5 separate regions of the Homo sapiens genome follow, and regions 2, 3, 4 and 5 are each linked to region 1. Evidence: read pairs that join two places in POLR2A ChIA-PET (ENCODE). Cell type or tissue: HepG2. All regions are shown on one strand. Each heading gives the region's core, and the rest is flanking DNA. Links, peaks and the distances in the headings are about the cores only. Region 1 overlaps MYH9 (myosin heavy chain 9). Region 2 has its middle 46 kb from the start of TXN2. Region 3 overlaps LOC124905111 (a long non-coding RNA gene). Region 4 overlaps MYH9-DT (MYH9 divergent transcript). Region 5 has its middle 34 kb from the start of MYH9-DT.

What was found. ChIA-PET counts read pairs that join two places held together with the same protein. Peaks named below come from ENCODE experiments on the same cell type or tissue, not always from the same donor. Only the 100,000 strongest peaks of a DNase experiment are listed, where the experiment ranks them.
Region 2: POLR2A ChIA-PET joins it to region 1 with 19 read pairs; 15 of 35 experiments call an interaction of 5 or more read pairs at or near these places.
Region 3: POLR2A ChIA-PET joins it to region 1 with 11 read pairs; 20 of 35 experiments call an interaction of 5 or more read pairs at or near these places.
Region 4: POLR2A ChIA-PET joins it to region 1 with 22 read pairs; 19 of 35 experiments call an interaction of 5 or more read pairs at or near these places.
Region 5: POLR2A ChIA-PET joins it to region 1 with 13 read pairs; 21 of 35 experiments call an interaction of 5 or more read pairs at or near these places.

What each region holds. Positions count from the first base shown.
Region 1 is chr22:36,351,087-36,355,654 of GRCh38, forward strand. The region is part of intron 1 of MYH9 (myosin heavy chain 9); the gene reads right to left. Among named protein-coding and RNA genes, the nearest start is that of MYH9, 35 kb to the right of the region's middle. RefSeq lists enhancers at 1,890-2,619, 3,069-3,569, 3,570-4,070. In HepG2, for the core only: a CTCF peak has its summit at 4,076; DNase peaks (open chromatin) are centred at 245, 1,145 and 1,835; H3K4me3 peaks cover 1,667 bases.
Region 2 is chr22:36,433,520-36,438,087 of GRCh38, forward strand. No RefSeq gene overlaps it. Among named protein-coding and RNA genes, the nearest start is that of TXN2, 46 kb to the right of the region's middle. RefSeq lists enhancers at 2,126-2,255, 2,277-2,912. In HepG2, for the core only: no CTCF peak of the experiment used is centred there; DNase peaks (open chromatin) are centred at 1,312, 2,172 and 3,422; H3K4me3 peaks cover 1,505 bases.
Region 3 is chr22:36,449,349-36,453,916 of GRCh38, forward strand. The region is part of intron 1 of LOC124905111 (a long non-coding RNA gene); the gene reads right to left. Among named protein-coding and RNA genes, the nearest start is that of TXN2, 30 kb to the right of the region's middle. RefSeq lists enhancers at 2,158-2,662, 2,442-2,641, 2,663-3,166. In HepG2, for the core only: no CTCF peak of the experiment used is centred there; a DNase peak (open chromatin) is centred at 2,523.
Region 4 is chr22:36,407,834-36,412,401 of GRCh38, forward strand. It overlaps MYH9-DT (MYH9 divergent transcript), which reads left to right. Exons shown (of 3, transcript NR_183573.1): 3 at 2,194-3,168. Among named protein-coding and RNA genes, the nearest start is that of MYH9-DT, 22 kb to the left of the region's middle. RefSeq lists an enhancer at 1,314-1,934. In HepG2, for the core only: no CTCF peak of the experiment used is centred there; DNase peaks (open chromatin) are centred at 2,398 and 3,948; H3K4me3 peaks cover 1,460 bases.
Region 5 is chr22:36,420,771-36,425,338 of GRCh38, forward strand. It overlaps the pseudogene RPS15AP38. Among named protein-coding and RNA genes, the nearest start is that of MYH9-DT, 34 kb to the left of the region's middle. In HepG2, for the core only: no CTCF peak of the experiment used is centred there; a DNase peak (open chromatin) is centred at 2,021; H3K4me3 peaks cover 525 bases.

The DNA.
Region 1 (4,568 bases), core at 225-4,224:
GCTGACCAGAACTTTTCATCTGGGCTCATTAGTGGTTTTCAGTCAAGGCCAAGGGGCTCCCCTGGACTCACTCCAGAAGGGGCGGTTTTCCAGGAAAAAACCTTTTTGCTGGCTCCCTTTCGCCAGGAGGGACACAAGTCCCAGGAACAGAGCTTGGCAGCATCACCAGCTTCCCCGGCCGGTGGCTCTGTTGACATTTCCCAACACAGGCAAACCCCACAGACCCTTGTGGGGGCCAGGGGGCACATCCACTCTGCAAGGACCACCCTGAGAGCAGGCCGGGCTCAGAATGAGTCAGAGCAAACAAGACAGGAACGGTGGCTGTGAACTGCCTGGCCGCCCCTCGTCTTTGCTGCGGGTCTGAGGTCTAGGGTCTATACCAGGAGCAGCCTCCAGGGCACCACCAGCTTATTTTCAGCTGTCTGCACTTCACCCTGGCCAGTCCATTCAAGCAAATCCAAGGTTTCTCCCTGCCAGGTAAATCCTAGTTGTTCTTTCTCCCTACCATGTGTCTAACCACTAACTAGTCAACAGGCACCCCTAGGGTCCCAGCACCCAGGCTCCCCAAAGTCTCCCCATCGCGCCCCTGCCCTGCTCAAGACCTTGCAGCAATCACAGAACACAGGTCTCAGGCTGCGGGTTCTCAGCCTTTTCATAGACCTCAAACCCACAAAGGATAACTCCATGAATAGCAGAGAGACTCACTTGAACCCCATGCCCCCAAACCCTAAGTGTGTTGCTGACCCCGCCAATGAACGCATCTGAGGACATCGGTGCCCCTCACGAGACTCCTACCGAGAGCAGAAGGGGCAGGGGATGGTTACTAAGTACCTCCCAGCACCACGCTCAGTTTATTCACCACCTCACCTAACTGGCAACCATCCTGGGAAAGAGCTGTCTCATCATCCCCAATTCATAAACTAGGAAACAGACTCAGAAAGGGCAAGTCACTTGCCCAGAGTTGCCCAACCCAGGCATGGAGTGGGACGCTAACCCAGGGACGCCTGGCTCCTGTGCCTGGCCTCCTCCCAGAACAATTGTGCCTGGGGTCCCTCGGAAGCCAGGCCGGCACTGGAGCTGGGCCCTAACTGTCCCCACGAGCTGAGTGTGATGTGGGGAGTGGAGAGGAATGCATTCCAGAGCGTTCAACAAATATTTGCCGGATGTTATCAGGTAGGCAGGAAGGCTGAGTGAGCCTTCCCAGTGTGGACCACATGGCCCGTCAAAAAGCAGGCACGTTAGAACTCAAGATTTACTCCCTCGGCCCGCTACTGTCGGCGCAAGCTTGCAGCCCATCAGCAGTGGCAGAATGAGCTCTGACCGTCCTCAAACGCTGCTTCGCCCCAGCAATGCCAACCCTAACAGCAAAGAACCCATCTGGTAGCCTGGCTTCTCGGCAGCCCATGGGCACCCTCAGGCTGCAGGGCCCAGGCACTCAGACTGCCCTGGAAATCCGCTCTGGAGGGTCACAAACATCACACCAGCTGGCGGGGAGGAATTCCACCCAACCAACTGCCCTCAGAACCTCACCCTGTCCGACTTTCAGGCTTTGGTGGGAGGGCAGGGGACAGTCACAGGCCAGTGGTGTCCACTTGAAGACTAGCAGAGGCCTGGCCACCAAGCCACAGTTCTTGCAAGAGGAAGAGAGAATGCATCCCACCAGGGACACCCCCCGCCTCCAAGGACCAAGGCTCCAGCTGAAGGTCAGAGCCCCAGCTTGCTGGGCACCTCCCTCCCAGAACTTTTCATTAAGCAAGGCTGGGCTCTGCTCAGCCTGGCCAAGGACAGGGCTATTTGGTTTCAGCAACTCTGCTAGAATGACGTGGGTGAGCAGCGGCGCCAAGATCAATACACGGGTTAGACCGGCAGGGAGAGCCGCAAAGGTCAGGATAAACAGTGGAGTTTCTATGAAAGCCCCCTCGGCCACCTGGGCAGGATCAGCCACATTCAATGATGGGGAGCCACAGGGCTGCAGCAGAGCTGCTGTTTCCACTCGTATCCTGTGCCTCTGGGGGCGTGTGTGTGTGTGTGTGTGTGTGTGTGTGTATAAGTGTGTTCAGTCAGGTTAATACTCAGACCTCTCCAGGATGCATGTGGGTTAAACCACCTTATCTATAATCCATATGCCTCATTTATGAATGGGGGATAGTAAAGAGCTGCTAAAAATTCAATAAGGGGCACGACAGCGGGATACCCGGGAGGTAGTCTATCAAACACAGCAGCCAGCGTGCAGCCACTCCTTCCTACTCTGTCCTGGGGCTGTTAAACAGCCTCTTTGAAACTTTTTTTTTTGAGACAGAGACTCACTCTGTTGCCCAGGCTGGAGTGCAATGGCAAGATCTCAGCTCGCTGCAACCTCCACCTCCCAGATTCAAGCAATTCTCCTGTCTCAGGCTTCCGAGTAGCTGGGACTACAGGCGCCCACCACCACAGCCGGCTAATTTTTGTATTTTTAGTAGAGATGGGGTTTTAGGTCAGGCTGGTCTTGAACTCTTGACCTCAGGTGATCTGCCCGCCTTGGACTCCCAGAGTGCTGGGATTACAGGCATGAGCCACTGTGCCCAGGTGAAACTTTTTAAAACTGCCCATAATAAAAAAGTTTTTGAAAATAAAAGAAAAATAATCCCCTAAATTCCTGAACTCCCCCCACCGCCTCTCCCCGCCTTGCAAAATCAGTTTTCTCTTTCTTTTCGTGGTCCTTTCTGGACCTGGCTCATGGAAACACTTGATTTTTAACTATCAGGCAGAGGACAGAGTTTCAGATTTTGTATTTTCCTTACTTACTGTGACTATTTTCCTGTAGGGCTAGGATTTGCTTGGTTTTTGTTTTTTGAGATGAAGTCTTGCTCTGTCACCCAGGCTAGAGTGCAATGGCACGATCTCGGCTCACTGCAACCTCCATCTCCTGGGTTCAAGCGATTCTCCCACCTCAGCCTCCCGAGTAGCTGGCACTACAGGCGTGTGCCACCACGCCTGGCTAATTTTTTGTATTTTTAGTAGAGACGGGGTTTCACCATGTTGGCCTGGCTGGTCTCAAACTCCTGACCTCATGTGATCTGCCTGCCTTGGCCTCCCAAAGTGCTGGGATTACAGGTGTGAGCCACCACACCCAGCCTCAGATTTGCTTGTTAATCAATTTTATCCAACCCATTTTACAGATGATGCAGTGGTGGCCCTGAGAGAAAGTAACTCTACTCGGTCACACAAGCTGGGGAATGAGGACCTGAACCCAGAACTCCTGACACCAAGGCCTCACTGTCCAACATTTAATGGCTGCAGCATATTCTCAATATTCTCAAGTGTTTTTTTCTTTTTTAAGGACCACTTATAAGGTTTTTTTACCCTCTTATCTAGTATACCATCTTTATTTTTTTTTGAGATGGAGTCCCGCTCTATCACCCAGGCTGGAGTGCAGTGGCGTGATCTCAGCTCACTGCAACCTCCGCTTCCCAGGTTCAAGCGATTCTCCGCTGCAGCCTCCCGAGTAGCTGGGATTACAGGCATCCGCCACCACGCCCAGCTAATTTTTGTAGTTTTAGTAGAAATGGGGTTTCACCATGTTGGCCAGGCTGGTCTCAAACTCCTGACCTCAGGTGATCTGCCTGCCTCGGCCTCCCAAAGTGCTGGGCTTACAGGCGTGAGCCACCGCACCCGGCCGTAGTGTACCACCACCTTGAGATACATTCCCAGGAGTGGAGTTACGGGAGAAAAGAACATACAAACACTTCTACAGTCCTGGGATGTCCCATCCAATTGTTTTCCAAAAGGGCTGAATCGACATGCACTGCCATTTGAGCAGGATGTACATGTGAAAGCAACCAACCAGCATCATCATCTACCACTTAAAAAAACAAAAAAACAAAAAACAAAACACACACACACACACACACACACACACACACACACACACACACAGAGGAAAGATCTCCGTGGCTCAGAAAGTCCCGAGCTCCTGTGGGAATGGGCAGGCCAGCAAGAGGTTCAGAAGGAAGCAAGCAGCTCTCGCCCCTGGAGATGAGATTGGATCAGGCTGAGGCCATCCCCCAGCGCTTTCCTTCCCGCCGGCTTCCTGCGGGTGCCAGTCCAACTCCAAGAAACCCAAGCAGTTGCCTTTTTAGGCCATAATCGAGCGGGACACAACCAGAGGCTAAATTAGGACTCTCAGGAAATGATGAAACTGAAAGTAAATAGGTTGACCAAAAACATCTTCTTTCAACCCAAAATGTAATGCCTCAATTATTTGCCTTCTCCCCTTCCCCACAAACATCATATGGATCTTTTATTTCTCCCTGTTTTCCCAGAGAATACTCTCCCTCCCTCCCTCCGTTTCTCTTTTTACTTATTTGTGGGTTTGTCTGGAAAATGAACAGCTAGCACCTTAAAGACAGAATGTATTCTACTCTCAGATCTTTGGTTGAAACGTTGAGAGCATTTCCACTCCCAGACAACGAGGGCTGATGTAAACCTTTCTGTGGGCCAAGTTCTAGGCTGGGAGTGTCCAAGTCATCACCTTCACCGTAAAGCTGCATAGACCAAGGACCTGCTAGGAAGCGCTGCATGTTCTCACT
Region 2 (4,568 bases), core at 335-4,334, 83 kb after region 1:
CCTGGCCCTGGAGATGTGGGTGCAACACAGGCTCCAACTGAAGGGCACCAGACTCCCCGGACTATTCCTGGGCCGGCTCTCCCCTACCCACCTCCGCCACATTCTGAGTGGTCTCCCAAATACAGACCCAGGAGGCCAATCTCCTGGGCTCCTGTATCAGTCAGGGCTTAACCAGAGAAACAGAACCTGGAGGAAATATAGAGGCAGAGATAAAGATGGACAGATAGATTGCAAGGAATTGGCACATGTGATTGTGGGGCTGGCTGGGAAAGGCTGACAGGTGCAGGCAGGCCAGCGGGAGGGGCGGGCTGGGGCTCAGGCAGGGACTGAAGCCGCTGGCCGTAGGTGGAATTTCTTCCCATCTCCAGATTCCTAACTCCGTCACATCTGCAAAGTCCCTTTTGCCATGTAGGTTAACACATTTGCAGGTTTGCGGGATCAGGACATGGACATCTTTGGGTCATTATCTGGCTCACCGCAGCCCCAGAGGGCCTACTGCCCTTCCATTTGTTCATTCACTCATTTCTTTCTTCCTTCCTTCCTTCCTTCCTTCCTTCCTTCCTTCCTTCCTTCCTTTCTTTCTTTCTTTCTTTCTTTCTTTCTTCTTTCTTTCTTTTTCTCTTTTCTTTCTTTCGTTCTTTCTTTTTTCTTTCTTTCTTTCTTTCTTTCTTTCTTCTTTCTTTCTTTTTCTCTTTCTTTCTTTCTTTCATTCTTTTCTTTCCTTTCTTTCTTTTGAAATGGAGTCTCGCTCTATTGCCCAGGCTGGAGTGCAGTGGCGCGATCTCGGCTCACTGCAACCTCCGCCTACCGGGTTCAAGCGATTCTCCTGCCTCAGCCTCCCGAGCAGCTGGCGTTACAAACGTGAGCCACCACGCCTGGCTAGTTTTTGTATTTTTAGCAGAGACGGGATTTCACCATGTTGGCCAGGCTGGTTTCAAACTCCTGGCCTCAAGCGATCTGCCCTCCTCGACCTCCCAAAGTGCTGGGATTACGGGCGTGAGCCACCGCGCCCGGCCTCATTCACTCATTTCTTTTCCCAGGGTCCACCTACCCAGGCTAGGCCTGCTGTGCTGAGGACACCGAGGGAGGCAGACCGTGGCCCTGCCCACCATAATTAAGTGTTGGAGGCCACTGTCTAGGGGTAGAAGCAGCCACAGAAACATAGAGATACAGAGAAACAGGTGACTCAGTGAGGTCAGGGCACAGGACCTTTATGACATGTGGGGAGGGTGAGGTCTGAGAATGGAGGAGGGAAAGACCGGCTGTGTGGAGGGAAGGGGGTGCCTGTGGGGCCTCGCCCCTGGAGCCCTGGGACCCTCCTGCGCTAGGGGTGCAGAGTCCACAGCGAGGGACAGTGCACAGTTAGGCAGGCTCTATGCAGTCAGTTTTACTCCAACCCTTTGTTGGCAAGAGGGGAGGGAATCGGTTATATTAAAACAAACACAGACAGAGCAGGGAGTGCGAAGGCCACGTTCATAAGGTTCCTTCAGTAAACAACAAAGACCTGGAGAACTGTCGAGTGAGCCTCTAGTTCAGTTCCTTGACCCGCCTTTTCCCTCCCCACTTTCTCCTGTATCCCACCAGCTCCTCTTGCAATGAGGCACTGCTGTGGGTTTGAGAAGCGCTGAACGGCCCAGAGCTCAGCCTGGACTAGAAAGACTCAGGTGCGCCAGGCGTAGTGGCTCACGCCTGTAATCCCAGCACTTTAGGAGGCCGAGGCAGGCGGATCACCTAAGGTTGGGAGTTCAACACCAGGCTGACCAACATGGAGAAACCCTGTTTCTACTAAAAATACAAAATTAGCCGGGCGTGGTGGCACATGCCTGTAATCCCAGCTACTCAGGAGGCTGAGGCAGGAGAACTGCTTGAACGTGGGAGGGGGAGGTTGCAGTGAGCCGGGATCGCGCCATTGCACTCCAGCCTGGGCAACAAGAGCACAATTCCATCTCAGAAAAAAAAAGAAAAAAGAAAAAAAGGAAGGCTCAGGTGCTCCTTCATTCAACCACAGTCACAGAGATGCCCAGCCAGGTTCTTCCTGCCAACATGCACGTCTGAGGCAGGGACCTGGCCGAGGGCTGGCTGGTCAATAAAAGGCCCCTCCCTTCACGGCCTTCCCTGTCCCCACCTCCTAACCTCTGGTTTTCACCAGCTTCCTCTAGCTTCTTTTCAACACAGCTTTCACTGCTGGCGGCCTCTGTGTCTTTGATATCCCGCTAGGTGCCGGGCTCTCTGCTCAGCAGTGCGGATGCAAGAGGAAACCAGGGTGGCCCATCAAAGCAGCCCCTGGGTTTGAATCCTGGCCCCACCACTTAAAGCGGAGTGCGGGAAGTTTCCTTTCCTCGTCTGTCAAATTAGGGTATTTCCCCACCCTCACACCTGGCTTAAGGCACTCATCTTCAGCTCAGGAGGAATCCTGCTCACAGTTACAAAGGCTCAGTTACTCAACCTCCTGCTGCAATAGATCACACCCTCCACTTCAAGAACAGTCCCCAGAAAAGCAGCCACTGTGACTGCCGGGTTCACCACAGCGTCGCCAGTGTCTCTCACCGGGTCTGGCACGCGGCAGGGGCACAATAAATACCCCCCCTTCATTCCTTCAGCTTATGCATATTAATCATCAGACAAGTGCTAAGACTTAGGCATATCTTTTCTCATTTTCCAGCTGAGCAAAGTGAGACTCAGAGAGGTCAAGTGGCTTGCCCATAGTCACACAGCAAGTAAGTGACTAAGCTGATATTTAGAACTAGTTCTTCCACCAGACTTTTTCCACTTGACCCAAAGTGTCAAAGTGTAGAAATATGGAGGCAAGGAAAGGGTTGGTCTTTTGGGAAGATGACCAGAACAGCAGATGAGAAATGGGCTGGGGCAGGTTCCCTATGGGCATTGAAGGTCAAGTGGGGGATAGGAGGGCTTAGGCTGTCATCCTGTAGGCCACAGGACTGGAGGTTTGTTCCTGCTTTGGGCCCTTGTAAAACTAAAGTGGAGGCCGGGCATGGTGGCTCACGCCTGTAATCCCAGCACTCTGGGAGGCCGAGGTGGGCAGATCACCTGAGGTTGGGAGTTTGAGACCAGCCTGACCAACAAGGAGAAACCCCATCTCTACAGATACAAAATTAGCAGGGCGTGGTGGCACATGCCTGTAATCCCAGCTACTTGGGAGGCTGAGGCAGGAGAATTGCTTGAACCTGGGAGGCAGAGGTTGCGGTGAACCAAGATCATGTCATTGCACTCCAGCCTGGGCAACAAGAGCGAAACTCCGTCTCAAACAAACAAAAAATAAAGTGTCACAGGCAGACGGCTTATCACACTACTCAGTTTTCTTACCTGAAAACATGGCACAGATGTACTGATAAGGGTTAATAATCCCAGTGGAAAGAGTTTGAGCCTTGGCGTCAAATATATCTGGGTTAAAATTCCAGCACTACCACTTCCTGGTTGGGGGACCTCAGCAAACAATAAAATGATTTACCCGTCTGCCTCTCAGTGTCCAGCTCAGGAGAATAGGTCTGATCTTTTTTTTTTTTTTTTTTTTTTGAGACAGAGTCTCGCTCTGTTGCCCAGGCTGGAGTACAGTGGCGCAATCTCGGCTCACTGCAACCTCCATCTCCCGAGTTCAAGTGATTCTCCTGCCTCAGCTTCATGAGTAGCTGGTACTACAGGCATGCGCCACCACGCCCAGCTAATTTTTGTATTTATTTATTTATTTTTTTAGTAGAGACGAGGTTTCAGCATGTTGGCCAGGCTGTTCTCGTACTCCTGACCTCAAGTGATCCACCCGCCTCAGCTTCCCAAAGTGCTGGGATTACAGGCGTGAGCCACTGTGCCCTGCCTGATCTTTTTATTTATTTATTTTTTTCCCAAGACGGAGTCTTGCTCTGTCACCCAGGCTGGAGTACAGTGGCTTGATCTTGGCTCACTGCAACCTCCACCTCCCGAGTTCAAGCGATTCTCCTGGCCCATCCTCCTGAGTAGCTGGGATTACAGGCACGTGCCTCCACGCCCAGCTAATGTTTGTATTTTTAGTAGAGATGGGGTTCCACTATGTTGGCCAGGCTGTCTCGAACTCCTGACCTCAGGTGATCCACCCACCTCGGCCTCCCAAAGTGCTGGGACTACAGGTGTGAGCCACTGCGCCTGGCCACTCTATGGGCTTTTCATTTCTTTCTTTCTTTCTTTTTTTTTTTTTTTGAGACAAGGTCTCACTCTGTCACCCAGGCTAGACTGCAGTGGTACAATCACAGCTCACTGTAGCCTTGACCTTCCAGGCTTGAGCCATCCTCCCACCTCAGCCTCCCAAGTAGCTGGGACCTCAGGCTCATGCCACCATGCCCAGCTAGTTTTGATTTATTTTTTGTAGAGATGAGGTCTCACTTTGTTACCTAGGCTGATCTCGAACTCCTGGACACAAGCATCTTCCTGCCTCGGCCATCCAAAGTGCTGGGATTACAGGTGTGAGCCACAGTGCCTGGCTTCTTTTTCTTTTTGTTTCTTTTCTTTTTTTTTTAAGAGTCAGGGTCTCAAGCCGGGAGCGGTGTAATCCCAGCACTTTGGGAGGCTGAAGTGGGTGG
Region 3 (4,568 bases), core at 305-4,304, 98 kb after region 1:
CAGCACAGGCTCAGAACCTGAAGGACTTGGGGACATCGCCAGCCCCATATCCTTGTTTTATACACCAGGTAGGGCAGGAACTATGGCAGGTCCACAGAAAGGGGCCGGCAGAAGCACAGCCACGACGCAGGCCCCCTGGGCTGTCCAGTTTCTCCCGGACAGAACATTTCCCTTCCCTAGCAGCCCCCAACGTGGAGCACTGGATTTGGAGTCAGGAGACCTGTGTCTTCTGCAATCACTCTGAGACCAACTCCTGTGTAATCGTGAGTGAGCGCCTTCCCATCTCTGGGCCTCAGCTTCCACCTCTCTAAAATGAGGGGGTTGGATTCCATCCAATGTTATAAGAGCCAAAGGTTATGAGTTGGTAGCGCCCCCACCATTCCGGGTTTCTCCAATCTCTCCAGGGGCCTCAGAGACCCCAGACAGAAGAGGAACTTGGACAGAGGCTTGGGTGGGGGTGGAGGTGGGGATTCTGAGCCGTGGATCCACCCTCTGCTGAGTGCCAGGCCTACAGGCAGGCAGGCAGAGCAGGCAAGAGCCGTCCCCTACACAAAGGGAATTGGCCCCTCATGGTGGGACAGAGGCCAGAACCCAGCTGGGCCCTCAACCACCCTTCTTTCCTCCACAACCCCCTCCCAGGGATGGTGGCATCCGAAGCCAGCCTGGCAAGGGAACTGGTTGCCACGTGGGGACTTCCCGGAGCTGGGGGTGATGGGAAACAGGGTGACGGGAAACGTCCTGAGGTTGCTTCCTCCCCTTTTGTTTGGATCTCAGACTGACCTGGGAACCAACTGGGCAGCCATGGGGTATTCTGATGGTGGGGAGTTGGAGGGGGAGAAGGGACCTGCCCCATCCCCTCAGGCTGCTTTGCAAGTTAAAATAGCTGTGAAGATCTATCTCCCAGAATTCTAAAAGCTAAAATACCTTTTGAACCACCACCAGACCATTATGCCTGGAGTGGAAGGATGCTTAGAGGAATCCCTTCTTTTTTTTGAGATGAAGTCTCGCTCCATCACCCAGGCTGGAGTGCAGTGGCGCTATCTCGGCTCACTGCAACCTCCACTTCCCAGGGTTCAAGCAATTCTCCTGCTTTAGCCTCTCGATTAGCTGGGATTACAGGCGTGCACCACCACGCCCGGCTAATTTTTCTATTTTTTAGAAGAGACGAGGGTTCACCATGTTGGCCAGGCTGGTCTCGAACTCATGAACTCAAATGATCCACCCGCCTCGGCCTCCCAACACGCTGGGATTACAGGCGTGAGCCACTGTGCCCATCTCGAATCCCTTTTTAAAACTTCAGGTATGGCTGGGTGCGGCGGCTCATGTCTGTAATCCCAGCACTATGGGAGGCTGAGTCGTGAAGATCATTTGAGCCCAGGAGTTCAAGACCAGCCTGGGCAACATAGGAGAACTCGTCTCTATTCAAAAAAATACCAAAAACCAAAAACCAAAAAATTGTAAGTCATGACCCACTGGTGGATCTTGAAATTAATTAAGTCGGTACTCTGAGTAAATCAGAATTTTTTTTTGAGATGGAGTCTCACTCTGTCACCCAGGCTGGAGTGCAGTGGTGTGATCTTGGCTCACTGCAACCTCCACCTCCTGGGATCAAGCAATTCTCCTGCCTCAGCCTCCCAAGTAACTGTGACTACAGGTGTACTCCGCCATGCCTGGCTAATATTTTGTATTTTAGTACAGACGGGGTTTCACCATGTTGCCCAGGCTGGTCTTGAACTCCTGAGCTCTGGCAATCTGCCCACTTCGGCCTCCCAAACTGCTGGGATTATAGGCGTGAGCCACCGTGCCTGGCCGCAAATAAGGATTTAATAATGACGATGATAAAATAGAAGGGAAAATCTCAGAGCACATCCTGGGTAGTAATAGCAAACTGTCTTGGCTGTGTGGTGGCTCATGCCTCTAATCCCAGCATTTTAGGAGGCCAAGGCAGGAGGACTGCTTGAGGCTAGGAGTTAAAATCAGCCTAGGCAACACAGTGAGGCCCCATTCCTACAAAAAAAAAAAAAAAAAGAAAGAAAGAAAAAATTAGCCGGGTATGGTGGTGTGTGCCTATAGTCCTAGCTACTCCAGAGGCTGAGGCGGGAGGATTGCTTGCGCCCAGGAGTTCAAGGCTGCAGTGAGCCATGATCGTGCCATGGTACGGCAGCCTGGGTGACAGAGCAAGGCCCCAACTCTGAAAAACAAAATAAATACAATAAAATAAAATGGTCAAAATGGCCTGGTGCAGTGGCTGGTGCCTGCAACCAGAGCTACTTGAGAGGCTGAGGCAGGAGAATCACTGGAGCCCAGGAGGTTGAGGCACCACTGAACTCCAGCCTGGGTGAGAGTGAGATCCTGTCTCTTTAAAAAAGAAAAAACAAAAAAAGCAAACTGTCTCATGAAACTCTTGTTTCCATGTTGCACGCTCTGCCAGGTTGTGATGTAATGTATTTCTTACTCTGGGTCACAGTCACAAAACCTTGAAATGTCACTCACTGTCTTGGCTCATGCGTCGTAAGCCTTTGTTCCCCAACAGGGGGAAGTGAACCAGCACACAAGGCCCTTCCGTCCTGCGGAGCTCACTGCCTTCCTCAGCTCCTGGCCCGCACTTCCGACCACACACTGGGGACACACCCTCGGGGGGGCCCCACCCCAGCAGCTGCCCATGTTCACACCTCTTCAGTTATTTCAAACTCCGCCTCTCTCGGCCTGATGCCCAACACTTCCTTCACCCAAGGAGGTCCTGTTCAAATATCACTTCTGGCCAGGCGCGGTGGCTCAGGTCTATAATCCCAGCACTTCGGGAGGCCCCGAGGCAGGCAGATCACCTGAGGTCAGGAGTTTGAGACCAGCCTGGCCAACAGGTGAAACCCCGTCTCTACTAAAAATACAAAAATTAGCCAGGTGTGGTGGCACGTGCCTGTAGTCCCAGCTACTCAGGAGGCTGAAGCAGGAGAATTGCTTGAACCTGGGAAGCGGAGGTTGCAGTGAGCCAAGATTGAGCCATTGCACTGCGGCGTGGGAGGCAGAGGTAGACTCTGTCTCAAAAAAAAAAAAAGTCACTTTCTCTGCCAGTCATATCTTCTGCAACCCTGAGGAGCCAGGCAGGACGACCCCTTTACCCTCTGAATCAATTGGTCTGTATCAGGGTCTGGCAGAGGGAGGGGAAGTTGGCCCCTCTGATTTAATGGATGAATCAAGAAAATGTGTGACTGAGCCATGGATTCATGGGGATGGGGTCCTGGAGCAGAGGCTTGCTGTGCACCTACTAGGTGCTGTGTACCTCACAAGCCACTGGGGACATCAGACCACCAGAATAAGTCCACTTTCCCCAAGGAAAGTGGTCAAATGTGGGAGCCAGGTGTGCAAATCCCCACCCCAGGGTGATAACAGCCCCAATAAAGGCACATGCAAGGGGGACCTTCGGAGCTGATGACACTGTACAGGCATCTAAGAGGCTGGTGACAGGGTCACCAAGCAGAGGTCTAGAGCAGGGCTGAGTGGGGTAGGGGGGGTTCTTCCAGGCAAAAGGCAAAAACTCTGTTGGTACCGTGTAGGTCTTCCACAGCACATGCCACATGAGAAGAAACATTCGCCTGGCGAGTGGCTGAAGTCTATAATCCCAGCACTTTGGGAGGCTGAGGCAGGTGGATCGCTTGAGCCAAAGAGTTTGAGATCAGCCTGGGCAACATGGCAAAACCCCGTCTCTACAAAAAATACAAAAATTAGCCAGGTGTGGTAACCCATGCCTGTGGTCCCAGCTACTCGGGAGGCTGAGGTGGGAGGATTGCTTAAGCCTAGGAGGTCAAGGCTGCAGTGAGCCATGATTGTGCCACCACACTCCAGCCTCAGTGACAGAGTGAGACCCTGTCTCGAAAAAAAAAAAAAAAAAAGAGAGGGAAAGGAAAAATTTTATTTTACATTTATGTATTGAGGGCAGGGACCATGCCTGCTGGGCTGCTCACCACTGCTGAGCAGGATTCCTGGTGTGGCATCCTAACACAATAAATATTTACTGAATGTGTACTCAGGAAACTGCAAAGGGTTCAGGCTGGCCTGAGAGTAAAGTGAAAGAAGGAAGTGGTAGAAGAGCCCAGAGGTCTGTGACCCCAGAACCTGGAGGGCACCTGTGGCCTGGGTCTTTCTCCTGCAGGCACTGGGGAAAAGTCGGAGGGTTTATTTTATTTAATTAACTTATTTATTAATCAATTAATTTTTTGAGATGGAGTCTCACTCTGTCACCCAAGCTGGAGTGCAGTGGTGCGATCTCAGCTCACTGCAACCTCTGCCCACCGGGTTCAAGCGATTTTCCTGCCTCCCGAGTAGCTGGGATTACAGGCATTCGCCACCATGCCCGGCTAATTTTTGTATTTTTAGTAGAGATGGGGTTTCACCAGGCTGGCCAAGCTGGTCTCGAACTCCTGACCTCAAGTGATCCTCCTGCCTCGGCCTCCCAAAGTCCTGGGATTACAGGTGTGAGCCACCGCGCCAGGCCGGTAGGAGGGTTTAAACAGGAAAGAGATAAGCAGTCAGATTCATAGTTTAGAAAATCCTCAGGTTCTGGTGTTCGG
Region 4 (4,568 bases), core at 163-4,162, 57 kb after region 1:
TATAACCCTACTAAAAGGGTAGAAACTGAGATTCAGGGAGATGAAGTGGCTCCTGAAGTCACAATGACAGGGACCAAAACCGGGACCAGAACCCACAGCCAGGTTCTCTTTCCTGAAATCCCCCGCTGCCTCCCTAGAGAACTCTAGCTCACTAAATATGGCTTCTAAACCCTTTGCTAACTGGTTACAGCTCAGTCTCCTGGGTAGAGGCCAGGCTGGCCGCCCCTAGAGAATCTAAGACGTCTGGACCAGTGACCATCTCCTCTCCCCTCCTCCACTGTCCAATTTAATTTCTTGTCCATTTTCTGGGCACTGAGTAGGCACATGGCTATTCCTCCTGCTCTCCCTCAAGCAGGAGCAGTTGTCCCAGTTACTACATGGCACCCTCTCTTATTTCACTGAGAACACTCTTAAAATGTCACCTCCACAAAGACGCCATCGCTAAAGCCCTACTCCAAATGAAAACCAACGTCACTCTCTAGGGCTGACCTCTTTCCCTGTTTTTTTTTTTTTGTTGTTTTTGTTTTGTTTTGTTTTGTTTCAGTTGAGTCTCACTCTTGTTGCCCAGGCTAGAGTGCAGTGGCGAGATCTCGGCTCACTGCAACCTCTGCCTCCCGGGTCCAGGCGATTCTCCTGGCTCAGCCTCCTGAGTAGCTGGGATTACAGGCGCCTGCCACCAGGTTTGGCTAATTTTTGTATTTTAGTAAAAACGAGGTTTCACCATGTTGGCCAGGCTGGTCTCAAACTCCTGACCTCAGGTGATCTGCCTCCTCCATGTCCCAAAGTGCTGGGATTACATGTGTGAGCCAATGCACCCAGCCCCTTCCCTTGCTTTAGTTTTCTTCATGTCCTTGCCATGGCCTGACAAATTGCACACTGTGTTGCTTTATCCATTTACTCTTTGTCTTCACTAAAACATAAACTCCAGGAGGGCAGGAACTTTTAGGGTTAGTCCCCTGCCCTATCTCCAGTGCCTACAACAGCCCTGCATTTAATAAATGTTTGTTGATGGGCCAGGCACAGTGGCTCACGCCTGTAATCCCAGCACTTTGGGAAGCCGAGGCAGGCAGATCACGAGGTCAGGAGATCGAGACCATCCTGGCTAACACAGTGAAACCCCGTCTCTACTAAAAATTACAAAAATAATAATAATTAAAAAATTAAAAACAAAAAATGTTTATTGAATCAATAAATGACACTGAGCCAAGGCTGTGAAGCTGTGCTGATGAACCATCTGGGACTGTAGGGGACTGTCTTGGTGACATTCTAAGAAGTACTCTTACACAAGTACAAACTAATTGTCCTGGAAGTACAGGGAAGGCAGAGATCAGTTCTGACCTCTGGGCAGGGACGAGGAGGCCTCTGAGTGATCCCTTTAGGCTGGGTGAAACTTCAAAGGTGGCAATATAATGAGAGAGAGAATCTCATGTGGAAGGAATGGCAAGGGCAGTCAAGGGCAAAGCTGTTTCCAGGGGCAGAAAACCGGGTTAGGGAGACCAATCCATGTGGCTTTGGGTTTAGGGTTGATAAGCAGGTGAGGAGGAGGCTAGGGCAGGTTGCAGAGGGCTTTGAATGCCAGGTTGTTTGGAGTTTACAAGTCTCTGATAGTGTCCTAAGAAGAGCAATCTGTATCTATATATCATCAATATCTATATCTATCCATATACACATATACACATAATAAAAACACACGTGTGTTTATTTATTTGAGACAGGGTATCACTCTATTGCCCAGGCTGGAGTGCAGTGGTGCAATCTCAGCTCACTGCAACCTCCGCCTCCCAGGTTCAAGCGATTCTCTTGCCTCAGCCGCCCAAGCAGCTGGGATTAGAGGCGCGCACCGCCATGCCCGGCTAATTTTTTTTAGTAGAGACAGGGGTTCGCCATGTTGGCCAGGCTGGTCTCGAACTCCTGGCCTCAAGTGATCCGCCAGCCTCGGCCTCCCAGAGTGCTGGGATTACAGGCGTGGGCCACCGCGCCCGGCCTTTTAATGTATAATAGCCTTTTAATAGGCTCCCATGATTCAGTTGGGGCATAAAAGATTTTACAATGAAAATCTCCTTTCCACTTGTATTCTCACGGCCCCCGCCAGGGAAATTTGCCCACCCGGAGAAGTAACCAACGTCCTTATGTTTTGTGTCCTGCTCCAGCCGATTCATGTTTACAGCGAGTCCCTCACACCCGCCGTTTCAGGTTACATACACGGGCGGTGCAGCGGAGAGCGCGGCGGCGAAGTTTCAGGCCCCTGCCCAGCCCCACTCGCCGCAGCCAGGTAGCCCCTCCACCCTTCCTGCCCGGAAGTCCTGCGCGCTCCACCCAAGGACAGGTGGGTTAGCCAGGGCACGCCCACTTCCGTCTCATTAGCCTATCGAATACGTTATGCAAATTGACACACGACCCCGCGCCTCACGACAACCAATGGTTGCGGAGGCGCCGCAGGTCGCCCAGGTTCCCGTTCTCAGGATGCTCTGGGAGCTCTGCCACGTTTCTGCTGTGGCAGGAAGAACTGAAATTCCAGAAGCCGGAGAAACAAGCCGCCGTCAAGACTGCTGAAGCGAGGCCTACGGCCCTGTAATCACACAAGCTCAGGCTTCACGGAAGCTGGAGGCCATGTCGCCTGATCCCCGGGCTGACCCCTTCCCTCCCTCCGCGTAGTTCCTGCCAAGCTCCAGGTGCCCGGTGCCCACGTAGTCTCGGTGAACGCAGAGAAATCACTGCAGATGTAGCCACGCTTCTCTGAGTTAAGGACTCGGCGTCCGCAGGAGAGCCAAGGCCTCGCTGCTGGGGGTCAGAGCCTCTCAGAGAACAAGAGGCAAGTCCAAGTTCTGCCTCCACCACTTGTTAGCTATGCGACTTTGGGCAATCCGCGTCACCTTTCCAAGCCTCATTTTCCTCATCTGGAAAATAGGAATAATAACACTGCCCTCCCAGCTACGATATGAGGACCAATGGCTAGTCAAATGGAAAACACGAGGGTCTTTGCAAGCCATTGTGCTTGGTGGTTAAGAGTATCACTTCGGTTAGACAGATTTGAATTCAAATCCTGCTTTTCCCAGTTACTTGTGTTCCAACCTTAAGCAAATCACTTACTTTATCTTCTGATTCTCACTTTCTTCAACTGTAAAGAATTCCATGGGCTGTTGTTAGGATTAAATGAGTTAAGGTTTATTGATTGAGACAGGATCTCTGTCACCCAAGCTGGAGTGCAGTGGCACAAACACAGCTGACTGCAGCCTCAACCTCCCAAGCTCAAGCGATCCTCCTGCCTCAGCCTCCCAAGTAGCTGGAACTACAGGCATGCACCACCACACCTGGCTAATTTTTTTCTTATTTTTGTAGAAATTGAGTCTTACTAGCTGGGCGCAGTGGCTCACACCTGTAATCCCAGCACTTTGGGAGGCCGAGGCGGGCAGATCACGAGGTCAGGAGATTGAGACTATCCCGACTAACACAGTGAAACCCCGTCTCTACTAAAAATATAAAAAAAAGAAAAAAAAATTAGCCGGGTGTGGTGGTGGGCAACTGTAGTCCCAGCTACTGGGGAGGTTGAGGCAGGAGAAAGGCGTGAACCCGGGAGGCGGAGCTTGCAGTGAGCCAAGATCGCACCACTACACTCCAGCCTGGGAGACAGAGCGAGACTCCGTCTCAAAAAAAAAAACAAAACAAAAAACAAAGAGAAATTGGGTTCTTACTGTGTTGCCCATGCTGGTCTTGAACTCCTGGGTTGAAGCAATCCTCCCACCTGAGCCCCACAAAGTACTGGGATTACAAGTGTGAGCCACTGTGCCCAGCCTGAGTTAAGGTTTTCAAAGCACTTGGCACAAAGCCAGGCCACGTGTGGTAGCAGAACCATGGCACCTCCTGGAAGCTGGTTTCATCTCATCAGCTGTCTTCTGGATACGATATTGTTTGCCCTGCCTGCCACATAGGATTGTCATGAGTTGTAAATGACTTATGACACGTTTATAAACAGAAAAACATTACACCAATGTTAGTTAGTGGTATGGTGAGGCAGCCAGCACACTGGAAAAAGCATGACCTTGGCCCTGGCTGGGCCTTTTATTTACTGTGTGACCTTGGACGGATGATTTCACCTGCTGAATTGGTATTATGAGAATATATTCTTTTTTACCTAGCCTGGGCAACAAAGCAAGACCTTGTCTCTACCAAAAAATTTTTTAAAAATTAGCTGGGCATGGTGGCATGCACCTGTAGTCCCAGCTACTTGGGAGGCTGAGGTGGGAGGATCGCTTGAGCCTGGGAGTTGGAGGCTGCAGTGAGCTATAATCACACCCCTGCACACCAGTCTGAGTGAGAGTGAGACCTTGTCTCAAAATACATATATATATACACACACGCACACACACATCACATATATACATACATATATATATTCTTTTTAGAGATATAGAATTTAAATTGAAATGTAATACATTATTTAAAACATAATAAGTAATAAAAAGGCTGGGCACAGTGGCTCACACCTGTAATCCCAGCACTTTGGGAGGCCGAGGTGGGCGGATCACAAGGTCAGAAGATCGAGACCATCTTGGCCAACAGGGTGAAAC
Region 5 (4,568 bases), core at 224-4,223, 70 kb after region 1:
TTTGTATTTTTAGCAGAGACGGGGTTTCAGCATGTTGGCCAGGCAGGTCTCAAGCTCCTGGCCTCAAGGGATCCACCCGCCTCGGCCTCCCAAAGTGCTGGAATTATAGGCATGAGCCACCACACCCAGCCTGTTATTATTTTTTAATTTGAGATAAAACAGAAGCCATGTACCTTTGAATTATTCTAACCAAAAGTCTCCTGTTGGGACTTACACAGAACCACTAACTGTCAAGTGTCTGCTGGAAGCCTCAGTTTCCTCATGTGTAAAGTGGGGAAAATAATAGTGCCTGCCTCCTAGGACTTAAAGTTGTTTGTGAGAAATGCTTAGTGCTGGGCATGGTGGCTCATGCCTCTAATGCCAGGGCTTTGGGAGGCCAAGGTGGGAGGATTGCTTGAGACCAGGATTCTGAGACCAGCCTGAGAAACATAATGAGACCCTATCTCTACAGATTTTTTTTCCATGAGGCATTTTATTTGTAAATATGTGTATTACATCCCTAGAAAAAGAATCCCAGGATTTTCCCTCCTGTGTGGTTTTGTCTTGCTTCTTCATGGTCCATGATGCCAGCTGAGGTTGTCAGTACAATGAAACCAAACTGGCGGGATGGAAGCAGATTATTCTGCCATTTTTCTAGATCTTTGAGTTGCACATCAAATCTGGGGCTGATCACTCCACACTTGTTGAGCCTGCCTGTGACAGTCACAACAATTTTCCCAGCTCTGTGACCATCAATGATTTCAAATTCGCCAGTGTAATCATGCTTTATCATCACAGTGAGAAATCGGACGATGACTTTGGAGCATGGCCTAATAAGCACCTGGCGTTTGCCTCTCTTTTTGGCATTGTTGATGCTCTTGAGGGCATCAGCCAGGGGCCAGGCGCAGTGGCTCACGCCTGTAATCCCAGCACTTTGGGAGGCCGAGGCAGGCGGATCACAAGGTCAAGAGATAGCGACCATCCTGGCTAACACAGTGAAACCGCGTCTCTACTAAAAATACAAAAAATTAGCTGGGCGTGGTGGCAGGTGCCTGTAGTCCCAGCTACTCAGGAGGCTGAGGCAGGAGAATGGTGTGAACCCAGGAGGCGGAGTTTGCAGTGAGCTGAGATCGTGCCACTGCACTCCAGCCTGGGCGACAGAGCGAGATTCCATCTAAAAAAAAAAAAATTAAAAAATAATAATAATAATAATAATTTTTTTTCCTCCAAAAAGCACTTTGCAGAGAACCTCAGCAAGGCTGAAAAAAATAAAAATAAAATAAAAATAGGCCGGGCGCAGTGGCTCACGCCTGTAATCCCAGCACTTTGGGGGGCCAAGGTGGGCGGATCACCTGAGGTTGGGAGTTCAAGACCAGCCTGACCAACATGGAGAAACCCCTTCTCTTCTAAAAATACAAAATTAGCCAGGTGTGGTGGCTCATGCCTGTAATCCCAGCTACTTGAGAGGCTGAGGCAGGAGAATCGCTTGAACCTGGGAGGCGGAGGTTGCAGTGAGCCGAGATCGTGCCACTGCACTCCAGCCTGGGCAACAAGAGCAAAACTCTGTCTCAAAAAATAAATAGATAAATAAATAATAAAAAATAAAAAAGTGCTGGACACCCAGACTGCAGACCTAGTTTCTGGCTTCTACTCTTGATTCTTTTCTTAACTCGCTGGCAAGCCTGAGGCAAATCCCTTGTCACCTCTAGGATTCTACTAGCACGTCTGCGAAATGGGTGTTGTTGCCTTACGACATAGGTTTTCAAACATGTATGTTTCACAGTGAAACCCTTTGTGCAAAAAAAAAATCTTAGGCTAGAAGCCGGCACTGTTAGGACTCCAGTATTTTGAACCCTGGTGGGACTTACATCTGCCAGCACCGGTGACACTTTGCTGAAGGGCTCGACTCGAGCTCAGGAGGCTGCAAGTGCTGAGGACGTAATGCCCTTTGGGAGCAGCTCTCAACTTAGCCTGTGCTCGCTCAACGCTTGGGCAAATAACTGGGAGGTCCCGTTCACTAGGTAGATAGCTCCTGCTTCCCTTCTCTGTCTCACTCACCCACTCCCTTATCTAAGTTGCCTGGGATCACAGTCCAAATCAACCACATGTACTCAAATTTTTGTCTCTGATCTGCTTCTGCTTCAAACCAAGTTAGGATCCCCAAATGCAAAACAAGTACCAGCTATGGTCCCAGGAGGCAGGCGGGTCAGTGAGGGCTGAGCTGTGCAAGGCGGGTCAGTGAGGGCTGAGCTGTGCAGGGGCCTTCCCCAGGGGTGGGCCTGCACATGGGCCTTGAGCAATAGATTACTTTATTATTTATTTGTTTATTTATTTTTATTTATTTATTTATTGAGATGGAGTTTTGCTCTTGTTGCCCAGGCTGAAGTGCAATGCTGCGATCTTGGCTCACTGCAACCTCCACCTCCCGGAGTCAGACAATTCTCCTGCCTCAGTCTCCCAAGTAGGTGGGATTACAGGCGTGTGCCAGCACACTCAGCTAATTTTGTATTTTTAGTAGAGACAAGGTTTCACCATGTTGGTCATGGCTGGTCTTGAACTCCTGACCTCAGGTGATCCACCCGCCTCGGCCTCCCAAAGTGCTGGGATTACAGCCGTAAGCCACAGTGTCTGGCCTCAATAGGATACTTTAACAAGGAAAGGATTGACCAAAACATGGTTAGGTTGGGCGAGTAGGGTGGGGAAGGAAGGGACTAAACAGAAAAGCCCAACTAGAGAGGGAAGCTCATGAGCTGAGACACCCGGTGGTGGGACCCTGACTTGACAGTGCTCTGTCCCATCCTCCATGGTGACCAGGTTGCTCAGTTGCAGTGCTCTCCATATCTTCCCTTTTCACCCAAGACTATGTTCCTCTTTTGACCAAGAAAGTAGCCCAAAAGGGATTGTGGTCACTTTCTTATCAGGCCTGTGGTGGAGGCAGAGGATACACGTCAGGCCTTTCCCAGGCCCACGGCCCCAAGCAACTCCTCCAAGGATGACATCCCGGCTCTGCCAGGGCCACTGCAGGACACCTTCCAAACTCTGAGCCGGACGAGGGAAGGAGCTCCATGCAGTGTCCTGCGATTCAGGCCCGATGCACAGTGGGCAGCCTGTTCCTAGGGAGTGGGCACTGGGAAGGGAGTCCAGCTGCTGACTTACGGCATGGCCTCACCCAAGAGTCTTTATCCTGAACTTCTTCAGAATTTCCTCCTGAATTTCTTCAACAACATCCACACATCAAGATCATGGGACAGGATATGTGAAAGAGCTTCATGAACCACAAACCATAAACAATCGTGCAATTCAGCTGCAAGTTATTATTCCAAAGGCTTCTGGGGGGCAAAGCCCTGTCCTTATTCCACATTGTGTCCCAGAGCCTGGCACAGGGCCTGATGAATGGCAGGAGCTCAGGCTTTGCTTGTTGAATGAATGAATGAATGAGGGAATGAATGACAGAGTGGATATGTCATCCAGTTTGACAATTCAATCCAACCAACTATCGCTGAGGGCCTACTATGTGCAGGAGCTGGGCTGGGCACTGAGGAAAATCACAAATAACAGATGGGGTTTTTTTTTTTTTTTTTTTGAGACGGAGTTTCACTCTTGTTGCCCAGGCTGGAGTGCAGTGACGCGATCTTGGCTCACCGCAACCTCCGCCTCCTGGGTTCAAGTGATTCTCCTGCCTCAGCCTCCCCAGTAGCTGGGATTACAGGCTCCTACCACCATCCCTGGATAATTTTTGTATTTTTAGTAGAGATGAGGTTTCTCCATGTTGGCCAGGCTGGTCTTGAACTCCTGACCTCAGGTGATCCACCCGCCTCAGCCTCCCAAAGTGCTGGGATACAGGTGTGAGTCATCGTGCCCTGCTTAAATTTCAGTTTCTTTAAGCCAACTGAGTCAAGTTTCTGTCATTTGCAAAAGATAAAGTCCTGATTAACACACTTAAGTTTACGGATGTAATTCAGTAACACCCCTTCTCAGGGATGCCTACCCTGAACACCACGTGGCTCCTCCCTGCTCCAGCACTCTCTCCTCCTACCATTTGGTTTTATCCTCTGCTTGTTGTTCCTTAGCATCTTGCGTGTGAATTGTGCCACTCCAATAAGATTTGAGGCACTGTTTAAAAACTTTGTTTTTGGCCATGTGCAGTGGTTCACGCCTGTAAACTCAGCGCATTGGGAGGCCAAAGTAGCAGGATCCCTTCAACCCAGGAGTTTGATACCAGCCTGGGCAACATGGCGAGACCCTGTCTCTACAAAAATAATAATAATAAAAAAAAATTAGCTGGGTATGGTGGAGCACGCCTGTGGTCCCAGCTATTCAGGAAGTTGAGGTGGGAGAATTGCTTCAGCCCAGGAGGTTGAGGCTAGGCTACAGTGAGCTATGATCACACCACTGCACTCCAGCCTGGGGGACAGAGCAAGACTCTATCTTAAAAAGAAAGAAAAAAAGGAAGAAAGGAGGGAGGGAGGGAGGGAGAGAGAAATTGATTCACAAGGCAAGGAAAAGAAAGAAAGAAAGAAAAAAGAAAAGAAAGGAAGGAAGGAGAGGGAGAGAGAGGAAGAAAGAGAAAGAAAGAGAGAAACAAAGAT